Regions from separate parts of the Mus musculus genome. Here regions 1, 2 and 4 are each linked to region 3. Evidence: chromatin contacts called from ENCODE Hi-C or POLR2A ChIA-PET data. All regions are on one chromosome and are shown on one strand. The core of a region is the stretch at or near the end of the contact, and the rest is flanking DNA. Distances in the headings are between cores, read along the strand shown. Region 1 holds the start of Dapk3 (death-associated protein kinase 3). Region 2 holds the start of Slc39a3 (solute carrier family 39 (zinc transporter), member 3). Region 3 holds the start of Map2k2 (mitogen-activated protein kinase kinase 2). Region 4 holds the start of Gng7 (guanine nucleotide binding protein (G protein), gamma 7).

Region 1 (3,037 bases), core at 1-2,500, 77 kb before region 3:
GGCTCAGGGGCAGCAGCTACAGGTCTCTGTGTCTCTCTCCACAGAGGACACGAGAGAAAAGGAACTCAGGTTCCCTGTCATCTGGGAACCTGAAGTCTGGCGTGGTACCACCAGAAAACTCTGTGGCCACTGCTTCAAGACACTGAGGAGAGGAAGGGCACCCACCTCCCACGCCACTCACCTGCCAAGCTCCTCTCCCATCTCATAATGGTCCTCAACATCCTCTTGCCTGAATGTGGACATGGCGGCTGGCCTTCTGAAGGATTCTGGGGACACAGGAGCTGGAGGGACAGAGGAAACAGGAAATGTTTATCACGGATCCGACTTCTCCCAAGAGGCTTCCCCAGCATATGTGACACACAATGCCCCTGCCCCAGATTTTCTTTGGTCATCTACAGCCTCTACCCACAATTTGGTCATGGTAGAGCAAACCTGACACCCCACACTGGGGAGCGGAGGGCTGCACGGCTACGAGTTCAAGAGCATACTCAAATACTTGGTGAGTTACAAGCCAGCCTGAGTTCCATGAGACCAGCTCAAGTGACTGGAGAGATGGCTGAGACGGTAAGAGTGGGTGCTGTACTTGCACAGTCTCCAAGTTCAGTTTCCAGTGCTCACTAGTATCTCTAACTCCCAGGCCTGATGACCTCTAACGCTCTCTTCAGGAACCTCAGGTACCTGCGGGCACTGTGACACCCCTCTCAGAAACAAGCATAGATATAACTAAAAGAAGCGGAACAACATCTCTCAAGCAGTATATATATATATATATATATATATATATATATATATATGTACAAAACTATAAAACACAATACAGTGTCAGGTGCCCTTTACCCTAGCACTCAAGAGGCTGAGGCTGGAGGATTAAACAGAGTTCCAAGTCAGCGTGGGGTTCTCTACTCGAAACACTTCCATAGCGTCCGGCTCTTGAAATTCCTACCTAGCTTCCTCACCTGTCAATCATGCCCACCAGCACCCCGGAACTCAGGGGTGTCGCCGGAAACCTGACACATGCGCAGCAGTGTTGCTATTCCTAGAGGTCCACCCCTCGAGATTGGAGAAAGCCATGCCCCTCGCGGGTTCCCTCCCCTCGCTCCCGCCCTCGTCGCGTGTCCCTTGGGTCCCAACACAACGTCCCGGACCCGGCCCATTCGTACCGTCCTCAGCCATCGAGTCCCCGCCCGGTGCCAGCGAGGCCCCCGCGAGAACCTCCGGTACAAATCCTGAGACGGCATCTACGCATGCGCTGACAGCGCAGGGGCACACCTCCGCAAAACCCGAAAACCAGCGCTCATTGGACTACGACTTTAACCGGAAATTGAATGCACACGCTCATTGGTTAGCATCTGACCTCTCAGCGGAAGCGGACGTTGACTAGTGACGTCATCACCCAAGGCTAGGCGAGAGTCCAGTGCTCATTGGCCAGCCTGACAGATTCACAGGAAGGCTCGACACCGCCCTTGTGGAGCACATCATTATTGGGCTCCTGGCTGATGATTGGCTAACGCGAGAGGCTGAAAGCCAATAACCTGGAGCCGGGTATGCGCAGACCAAACCCCTGATGTGCAGGTCTATGGAGTGATTCAAGTTTGTGGAATGGACTGAGGCAGTACTGTGAACTCACAATAAAACCCATTCTGTCGCACGGGGTGCAGTGTGTGTGTTATGTGTGAATCACCGCAGGCCACCTAAGGGTAGCCAGATACCCTGAAAACCAGGAAAGCGTGCGCTGTACAAAACAGAGTTGCGAGCACATGTGGATCAACCACTGTAGTTTATTACTCCAATGATTCATTCCCACAGCCGGGCTGCAAGTCTAAGGCAGGCTGCCTGCCTTCCTGGAGGCACTTACCCCACCTCCCCCTCTGGGGGAACTCCACTTGGCCATGGACCCCAAAAACCTCTGAATGCATTTATTTAGACTTTTGGACATCTGCGCGTTTCCCTCTGAAAATGTTAAGAGCCGTGTCCCGCCCACCCCACAGCCTGCCAGTCCAGCCTGCAGAGAGATTCCCGCTATCTTGTAATTCCGAAATAAATAGAATTGGTAGCAAGTGAGTGCTGAGTGATGTCAGGGTGGCCCCAGCAGCCTCTAGAGGAGCACTGTGGGACAGTCTCAAGGTGTCTTCTGATGGGTGGGCACTGTGCAGCATGTGGCAGTATCAGGCTGCCTACAGTTTGTCCAGGAAGTTGTCCAGCGCTGGGATGCCCTCTTTCAGGCCCTTGCGCTTGCGCGTCTCAGCTACCACTTGGCTGGGGCGGCTGCTGTTGTCAAAAGGATCCCCAGGCAGGATCTGCCAGTGGTCAAACACGCACTGGGGGAAGGCCTGGCCGCCGGTGTTGGATCGCAGATCAGCGGTGAAGCCTAGACAGAAGACAGGAGACTCAGGTGACTTCCCTGGGGGGGTGGGGTGGGGGGGGGACATGCTTAGCTGTCTTGCCACCCCTCCCAGGAGGGATTCCTGGGTCCTTTGTTTTGGTTTCTCTGTGTAGTTTGTAGCTCTGTCTTTCCTGGCACCCTTAAGCAAGCTGGCCGTGATGACAGAAATCTGCTTCTGTTCTGCACCCCGCAGCTATATTACACAGGCCTTGCAGGTTATCTGCAAACCCCAGGGACCAGACACTCACCAAAGGACTCATTGACAGGCAGGTATGCCTTGACCACAAACATGGGGGTACCAGCCACCTGGGACTCCTCAAACACATGGCCACGCTTCCTGTTCAGGACACCGTAGATGCCACCCACCACTTGCTCAGGACACTTCGAGGAAAAAGAGAGAACATGGTGAGCAGTGGGCAGAGGCAGGAGGATAGACAGACACCACCTAAGATACACAAGTTACCTGGATCTCCACCAGATAGATAGGCTCCATGAGGCGGGGCTGTGCGGTCAGCACACTGGCATACAGGCAGCGGCGTGCTGTGGGGATGATCTGGCCACCTCCCCGGTGAATGGCATCAGCATGCAGGGTCACATCATGAACATCAAACCGCACACCACGCATGTTTTCCTCACAGAGAGCGCCCTGTGAAG
Region 2 (3,012 bases), core at 344-2,843, 69 kb after region 3:
TGGGCTTGGTGGTGCACATCTTTAATCCCAGCACTTGGGAGGCAGAGGCAGGCGGATTAATGAGTTGGAGGCCAGCCTGGTCTCCAGAGTGAGTTCCAGGACAGCCAAGGCTGTCCTGAGAACCCTGTCTTGAAAAACAAAACAAAACAAAAGAAATGACTTTTATCTGGAAACACCCCAACTCTCCAACAAAATTCAAGCAGATCTATAGTTAGTTAATCCAAACAATAGAATACTATTTAACAATTAGAAAGGAGGACTGAACACAGCTCATCAGTTAAGAAGACTGACTGGCTGCTCTCACAGAGAATGCAGGTTTGTTTCACACATTGTAGCTCAGGACCACCTGTGACTCTGACCCAAGGTCATGCAACACTTTCCTCTGACCTCTTTGGGCACCAGAGACACACATGGCACTTAGACATGCAGGCAAAGCATTCATACACATAAAATCAAACCAAATAAATCTTTAAAAAAATAAGTTATTTACTTATTTAGATGGACAATGGTGGCGCATATTTTTTATTCTGAGCACTCTGGGAGGCAGAGGCAGGCATATCTCTGAGTTTGAGGCTAGCCTGGTCTACAGAGTGACTTCTAGGTCAGCCAGAAACCCTGTCTCAAAAACCAAATAAATAAGTGAAAATACGAGAAGCTCATGTCACATACATCAGGGTAGGCTCATGTGTTAGTGTGCTGTGCATGGCTCTTTTGATACAGTGTCTCATTCTGTAGGCCAGTCTTGGAAGACAGAGTACATGGATCTTCTGCCTCAGCCTCCAGAGTGTGCTGGGATGACAGACATACATCACCATGTGTAAAACTATAGTGTTCTGTAAAGCTTTGATCTGCAGTGAATGAAGCGTCTTTGTCATCTTTGTTGTCTAGCACAGTAAAAGCACGGTTTACACAGCATACATATTGTGTGAGGTGCTCTAGATATAGCAGGAGGCCAGGTATGGTGACTCACACCTACAATCCAAGCGCTCGGGAAGCTGATGCAGGAGGATTCTGAGCTTTCTGCATGCCACCCAGCCTGGGCTGCTCAGCAAGACCGTAGCTCAAACAAATGAATGTAAAAATAAGGCATACTGTGTAGTATCTGTAGGCTCTACTCAGGTGCCATGTCACTTCAGGAGACATTTCCTAGGCTGCAGGTATGGGTAGAATGATTACATTGTTAGTAACTGTAGTGATTGAGGGGCACAGTAGACCTCTTGAGCTTGAATTTATTCTGGCTATCAATAGATATTTGGTGGACGCCTGTATCTTCTTAAGCCGCGAGGAAAGACTTCAAGAATGTTCCATTCGCTGTAGGAAATCGCTTCCTGCCAAGCCTCCAGCCACACTCATTCAGTACCACGCGACCCTGGACAGCTCCGGGATGGAGGCCCTACTTCCGGAACTATGTTGCCAAGTAGTGTTTTCTATCGGAATCATTTGGTAGCTGCACTCATGTTTAGAAAGGAGAAAACTGCTTTCCGGAGCCAGTAGGCGTTGCAGAAGGATTGGCAGCAGCATCGACCAATGGACTATGAGTTCTGTCGAGTGGCACTGACAGTGTCCAATAGACGCTGATGTGGGCGGGGCGTAGGTAGCAGCTCGCAGCCCCGGGGGTCTCGGCTGGTCCGCTGCGGCGGGGTCCGGACCGCGGGGCAGTTGGCGGCAGGTGGCACTGGCTGGAGGCCTGAGGAGCTGTCAGAGGTACAAGAGGGGTCAGGGCGTGGCCTGGGCGTGGCGGGCTTGGGGCAGGGCGGAGCCGAGGGCCCTGGCCGACCGTGCCTGCCTGTTCACAGAGTCTTTGCTTCAGTGTGAGGCTGAGTGGAGCACACAGTAGGCGCACAATAAGTGATTAAGGAAAGACTGAGCTTGTCGCCCGCCAGCCCTGCCCCGACTGGCCCGATTTTGAGAGCACCCGAGGTATCCCTACCTGACCCTGTCTTCTAGCATCAATTGGGCGCCTGTTGTATGCACTTTGCCTTGTGTTCACAGCAGTGGAGGGAAGGACTTTAAGGGAGTTATTTTTGTTGTTAATTTTTTAAAAAATTATAGTAATTATGTCCTTTATAATATTCCTCTAGAATATTTTAATTTTAAAGTTTAACTTAATTTTAACCTTATTTATTTCATCCTAATTTTCTTTCGTATTTTATTTTCATTTTTTTTTTTGTTTTTGTTTTTGTTTTTGTTTTTTTTGTTTTTTGAGACAGGGTTTCTCTGTATAGCCCTGGCTGTCCTGGAACTCACTTTGTAGACCAGGCTGGCCTCGAACTCAGAAATCCGCCTGCCTCTGCCTCCCAAGTGCTGGGATTAAAGGCGTGCGCCACCACTGCCCGGCCTATTTTCATTTTTAAAATTTACTTTCCTTCTTTTTTTTTTCGACAAAATTTACTTTTCAAATTTATTTTATGTGTCTGTGTTTATGCACATGTGTGCAGTGCCCAAAGCGGCCAGAAGAGGGGAATAGATAGATCTTTCTAGGCTAGAATGGAACCTTGGTCATCTGCAAAAACAGCCAGTGCTCTCAACTGCTGAGAGTGTCTCTGCTGCTACTATCTTATCTTATTATTTCATTTCTTTATTTATATTTCTTTCCAAGTCAGGGTTTCTCTTTGTAAACCTGGCTGTCCTGGAACTCACTTTGTAGACCAGGCTGGCCTCGAACTCAGTAATCTGCCTGCCTCTGCCTCCCAAGTGCTGGGACTAAAGGCGTGCGCCACCACTGCCCGGCTGTATTTTCTTTTTAAATTTTGTTGTATTACTTTATTCTGAAGTAGGGTCTTCCTCACTGTCCAGGCTGGTCTCAAATGTGTAGCCGTTGTCCCGCCTCACCCTCCTGTGTACTAAGATGATAGTCACATCCCTTCAGACCGTGTATGTGCACACGTGAGGAGCCTAAACTTCCATATCAGTGTCTTCCTTGATCGCTCCCATAATTTAACATTTTACATATATGTGTGTTTTGCTTCTTTTCATGGCTGTGCACCTGTTGGGAACAAAATAAAGGGGGAC
Region 3 (2,712 bases), core at 52-2,551:
GGCTCTCCCCTGCACCTCCCCTTGCTTCTTCCAACAGGTTCCTTCCCTCTGCCCCTGCAAGGCCAGCCTTGCCTCCTCAGACAAGTCATGCCTTCAACTGCTCCACTCACCTGGTACCCAGTCTTAAGCGCTAGGCTAGGCTACCCCGCACGGCCTCTGTTCCTCTAACCATACCACACCTCACACACACACACCCGGAAAGCCTCACTGCTCCCCTGATTCTCCTGGCCACCTTCAGGACGTCTTCTTTCTTGGGTCTCCAATTGCCCTGCCTCTCTTCAGGCCCCTCTCCTTACTCCAAGTCATACCTCTCTCTAGCTCCCCTTTCTTGGTCCCAACACCTGCAGGACCTGCCCCCCTCTTGTACCCACGCCGCCCCCTTTGCCCCCTGTTTCCCCTTCAACAGCAGAGATTTTCCCAAAGCCATTCTCTCAGATCCCTGCACCTTGTCCCCATCCCTACCCTGCCTCAGGCACTGCTACTCTCCAGACCAACTTTTCTAAAGCCAAGTTCCGGCCGAGGCCCCGCCCCTCTACGCTCACAGGACTCAGGGCTCTCCCCTTGGGCCACGCCCCTCTCCCATCTGGCCAACCTGATAAGACCACCAGCCTCACTGCTCTGGCCCCGACCCCAACCAGGCTTTTGTTCTAGTCCTCAAAGGCCACGGCCCTCTAAGCTCACAGGCCACTCACCTTAGACCACGCCCCTTTCCCCGGGCCAAGCTGACACACCACGTGACTCACCCAACTGGCCCTGCCTCCACCCCCCCCCCCACAACCCCCTCCATGCCCGGACCCCCAACCAGGCTTTGTTCCAGCCCTCGAACTCCACGCCCCTCTCACCTCCATCCACACCATTCTCAGGACCAGCCCCTGTCCTCCCGGGCGCTGCTATCCCTTCAGACCACACCCCCACTTGTGGTCACGCCCCCTTCACGCCGAGGCCCGCCCCTGTCCTCACACGCCCCGCCTACTCACTCAGAGGCGCCCTCGCTGGTGGGGGACGGGCCCTCGGCGATGGTAGGGTTGATAGTGAGTGCCGGTAACACCGGCTTCCTCCGGGCCAGCATCGGGGCTCCACGGCCAGCGGCGACGCCTCAGCCGGGGCCCATAGGGGGCGGCGCGACGCGGGCCCGGGGCTGCGGCCTAGGCCGGGCAGAAGGTGGAAGGCGGACGAGCCCGGAGCGCCGGGGCGAGCAGACCGACGCCGAGGCCGAGTGAAGCTGACGCTGCAGCGCAGCCGGGAGGTCGGGGAACAGGGGGCGGCCACAAGCTCGCAGGCCGAGCTCTCGCGAGATCTTTTTCTGCGAGGTCCCGCCCTCAACCGAGGCGCATGCGCGAGGTGGCTCCCCGGCCTACTGTAGAAGGGCAGAGGCGGACGCTGTGTTTAATGTTTGCGGCGGTGCAGTCGTCTGTCTGTACGATCAGCTTCCCGGGGTCGGCTGCGTGTGCGTCTCAAACGCGGGTGGGGTTACACACGGCAGGACCGCGAGGAGACAGACCTGCCAGCATCAGTCGACTCAGACTTGTTTAGTTTCATATATTTTCCTAGATTTGGCCGCTGGGACCGTAGGCCTGAGCTACCTTACCTGCTTCCTGCTTTGCTGCGGCCCCGTGTCCTATAGGCGAGAGCGCTACCCACTGAGCCCTACTTCCTGCTGTTTGTTTTGTTGCTTGTTTGTTTTTGTTTTTATTTTGAGACAGAGCCTCAGTACCCCACCCACACTGTTCTCGAAGTTACTGTGTTGTCCAGGCTTCACCTCCACTCCCTGCAATCCTCCAGTCCCAACCCCTAGTGTTTTACTGTTCTGCAACAATCCCATAGCCCTACAGACCTTTCTCACGGCCCTTCATTGAAGCTCGGGTATGGGTAATACATAAATTCCCTTGGTCCCCATCCCTGACGGTCACCATTTCAGTGTGTGAATCCGAACACTTCTTGTGGTTAGGGTCACTTATGTCTGGCTTGTTTTTCCTTTGCCCTCAAGGTCCATCCACAATGGTTTGGATGGCAGGGCTCTCGTCCTTTTCCTGGCCAAATAGCATTCCATTGTGTAGACATACCACTCAGGGCTGGTTCTTTGTCCAGGGTCACACTCTTGGAATTCAGAGTGTACAGATACATAGTAAAACCCCTGCTCTGGGCTCTTGAGCAGGCACATGGAAATCAGACTTGCAGGGTCTTGCTCTGCAGCCCACGGTGGCCATGAAGTTTGTTCTGAGTGACAGCATCTCACAAGGAAGTTCTCCGCGTTTTTTTACCTCTCAGATGGTAAAGATGAAACCCACCAGGGAGGCAAGCAGGCTTTCACCTGGCTACAGCCTTTATTCAGTTCAATGACTTTGAGAATGTATTTTTTTGTTACAATTTTGTGAGAACAAACCATTTTATTTTTTTAAGGTTTATTTACTTATTTATGTATGAGTACACTGTAGCTGTCTTCAAACACACACTAGAAGAGGTCATCTGATCTCATTACAGATGGTTGCGAGCCACCATGTGGTTGCTGGGAATTAAACTCAACACCTCTGGAAGAGCAGTCCTTGGTTGTTTTCTGAGACAGAAAAGAGTCTCATTTTCTGTCTCAGAAAACAACCAAGGACTGGGGTGTAGCCCAACAAGGGACCACTTTCTGCGGCTGGTAGTGGAACCCAGGTGAGTGTTCTGCCCAGTGGAGCCTGCCCCGCTCAGTTACTGTTTTATAAGTCTGTG
Region 4 (2,712 bases), core at 4-2,503, 91 kb after region 3:
CAGCCTGGATGGGATGTGCCAGGGAAGAACACTGAAGAAAGGTTCTGGGCTTTCTCTGAATATAAAGTGCAGTGTTTGTGTGTGTTTGTGTGTGTGAGCACACGTGCATGTGTGTGCCTGTCTGTGCATGTCTGTGGTGGGGGCATTCATATGTGTGTGCATGTATGTGTGTGGATGTGTGTGTGGATGATAGCCAGGTTCCTTCAGGAATGACAAGAGTCCAGGGAGCCGAGCCAGTAGATTGTCTGTCACAGAATGTCAGTCCACACCAGAATCCTGAGGTCACCCACCCAGGGGCTGCACTGGTCTTTCCCTGGGATGGCTGTTACCTGCAGGGATGTTCCAGATGTCTCTGAGGTCACCAAGAAAACTTGTAGAGAATGCAGACCCATGGGCTGGGGCTTCCAGCATGAGTCCCTGGTGCCACTGCCCCCACTGGAGAGTCAAAGTCATCCTCTCCTGCATGGTGAGTTCAAGGCCAGCCTGGGCGGTTTACTGTGACCCTGTCTTAAAATATATATATATGGCTGAAGTTATAACCCAAGCCAAGTACTGCAAAAGCCAAAAAAAAACCCAAGTAACAGAGAGAATAGAAAAAACCGGAGATGAACATCAGAATACAGAAATGATAAACAAGCAAATAAAAAATCAGTATTTCCTCACTATCCTGGGTCTCTGCTCGGGATTCAAACTCGTTCCTTGAAAACCACAAGGGAGCTTCCTGTCCCTGGCTCCCATGGGGTTTTTTGACTGGACCTTGCTGTTCTGTTAGATCTGGGCTGAGATGGGGAGTTTGATCGGTGTTTTCTTACTGCTAAAATGATGCTCAGCGGAAGATGAATATTATCACAATATGGGATACAAATGTATGCAAACGTCATAATGAAACTCATTATACCATACAATAAATACACACCAATAAAATAAACTCGAAAATCCAAACAAAACAAAGCCTGACTTAGTACATGCCTAACGTTAAGCAGCTTCTCCTCAGAGAGGCCCCTTTGATTGCACCATTGATTGCCAATCTTTAGACGCATAACCCCGCCCTCCAGCTAGTGAATGGCCCGTGGAGACGCCATTCCTGGGTTTGGCCCGCCCACTCGAGCCCGAAGCCCCGCCCTGCCCCCAAGGCTAAGCCTACCAGACTGTCGGCCCTAGGCTCCTCCTCTGGACCAACCTCCGCCACCTTGGCTTCTGATTGGTCCGAATGCTACAGAGGCTCCGCCCTCATCGCGGGAGACCCCGCCCCATGGAAGAGCCCTCTCTAGGCCCCGCGGTGCGTTCGGCTGTGCGGCTGCTGAGACACTGGCTGGAGGCAGGTGAGCTCCGCATGCTGAAGAGACTCGGGGTGTATCGGGGAGGAGTGGGCTGCCTCAGAGAGGACGGGGGCAGCCCAGAGAAGTGGGGTGAAGTCAGACAAGAGTGGGGTGCAGTCAGAGAGAGTTGGGGTGCAGTCAAAGAGGAGTGGGGTGCAATCAGGGAGGAATGGGTGGCAATCAGTTATGGAGGAGTGGGGTGCAGTCAATTAGGGAGGAGTGGGGTACAGTCATACAAGACTGAGTTTGGTGCAGTCAGATACGTATTGGGTAAGGTGACAGGAGTGTGGTGTAGTCAGGGGAGTGGCGTACAGTCAGGAGAAGTGGGGTACAATAAGGGAGGAGTGAAGTGAAGTCAGACAACAGTGGGATACAGACAGAGAAGAATGGAGTTCAGTCATGGAGAAGAGGGGTGCAGTCAGGGAGGAGTGGGGTGCAGTCAAGGAGGAGTGGGGCACTACCTGTTTGCTGTTTGGTTGCACACAGTACCAACACCTTGGAGACAAAGACATAGAGCAGGGGGAAGGTACCTGTGTGTCCCTCTCAGGGACTCAGGGTACATAGGCTTAGATCTTGGGGTGCACAAGGCTCCAGTGTTGACTGACTGTTTCAGAAACTTCCTGTGGGAGTGTTAGGGGCAATAGTGTTAAGGTGTGTGGGCAGCTCTCCACTGCGGGGGTGGGATGGGGTGGGGGTAGGGGCGAGGTGGGAGAGAGGGTGACGGTGGCTGGCTGGGGGACCTCTTGTTATAGCACTGAAACTGTTGCCAGGTGTCAGGGAACCAGGCACCAAGTTCACCGGTTTGCAGCTGCAGACAGGTCTAGTGCTCTCAGTGGCTTTGGGACTCTGCTTTGATCTGTTAGCTGCTGTCCCTCAGTCCTCAGTCCCCCCTACCTCCTCATGAGGGCAGGGCAGCTAGCCCTGGGTAGGCTCCCTGCAGTATCTGCCAGGGAAGATATGTGTTAAGGCCATTCTGGTGCAAGCTGTCACAGAAAGACTATGAGGAACCCCCCTTGACTCCCACCATCCTGGGGTGCAAATGAGAATCTCTACCCCGGTGGTGGCAGGCGTGCTCTCCCAGTCCTTAGGAAACTGAGGCAGAAAAATGGAAAATTTGAGGCTAGCTTAGGCTACATAGTGAGTTCCAGGACAGCCACGACTGCAGAGTGAGACACTGTCTCAAAAACACCACAGTCAGCTTGCAGTTTAGTGTAAGATTGTCTCTGAACTTGGGTGACTCTGCTGTGCAGGGAACACTGGGTAACATCTAGGGACATGTGTAACTTTCTCAAATCAGGGAGGAGGTCCTGGCATGCAGTGTGGAGCCTAAGACTGCACAGTGCCTTGCAGGGCCCATAGTGTCCCACAGACAATGAACAGGCCCAGTGTCCAC

Evidence for each region. Hi-C counts contacts between places; a loop is a spot of excess contacts on that map. ChIA-PET counts read pairs that join two places held with the same protein, here RNA polymerase II (POLR2A).
Region 1: POLR2A ChIA-PET joins it to region 3 with 11 read pairs in Patski. The contact joins the promoter of Dapk3 here to the promoter of Map2k2 in region 3. A Hi-C loop is called at or near these places in 4 of 37 maps with a recorded cell type or tissue (heart, mouse trophoblast stem cell and v-Abl transformed pro-B cells). POLR2A ChIA-PET finds 5 or more read pairs at or near these places in 4 of 5 experiments (Patski and embryonic stem cell).
Region 2: POLR2A ChIA-PET joins it to region 3 with 27 read pairs in Patski. The contact joins the promoter of Slc39a3 here to the promoter of Map2k2 in region 3. POLR2A ChIA-PET finds 5 or more read pairs at or near these places in 4 of 5 experiments (Patski and embryonic stem cell).
Region 4: POLR2A ChIA-PET joins it to region 3 with 19 read pairs in embryonic stem cell. The contact joins the promoter of Gng7 here to the promoter of Map2k2 in region 3. POLR2A ChIA-PET finds 5 or more read pairs at or near these places in 4 of 5 experiments (Patski and embryonic stem cell).

The regions. Positions count from the first base shown.
Region 1 is chr10:81,181,220-81,184,256 of GRCm38, reverse strand. It overlaps Dapk3 (death-associated protein kinase 3), which reads right to left and starts at 1,250. Exons shown (of 9, transcript NM_001190474.1): 1 at 1,161-1,250; 2 at 182-281. The coding sequence starts at 1,173. Eef2 (eukaryotic translation elongation factor 2) reads right to left here. Exons shown (of 14, transcript NM_007907.2): 12 at 2,847-3,029; 13 at 2,632-2,764; 14 at 1,748-2,368. The coding sequence ends at 2,175.
Region 2 is chr10:81,035,896-81,038,907 of GRCm38, reverse strand. It overlaps Slc39a3 (solute carrier family 39 (zinc transporter), member 3), which reads left to right and starts at 1,593. Exons shown (of 4, transcript NM_001358898.2): 1 at 1,593-1,704.
Region 3 is chr10:81,104,504-81,107,215 of GRCm38, reverse strand. It overlaps Map2k2 (mitogen-activated protein kinase kinase 2), which reads right to left and starts at 1,301. Exons shown (of 11, transcript NM_001347144.1): 1 at 978-1,301. The coding sequence starts at 1,069. It overlaps Mir5615-1 (microRNA 5615-1), which reads left to right and starts at 2,543; the gene lies at 2,543-2,602. Mir5615-2 (microRNA 5615-2) reads right to left here and starts at 2,600; the gene lies at 2,541-2,600.
Region 4 is chr10:81,013,466-81,016,177 of GRCm38, reverse strand. Gng7 (guanine nucleotide binding protein (G protein), gamma 7) reads left to right here and starts at 1,253. Exons shown (of 4, transcript NM_010319.3): 1 at 1,253-1,322.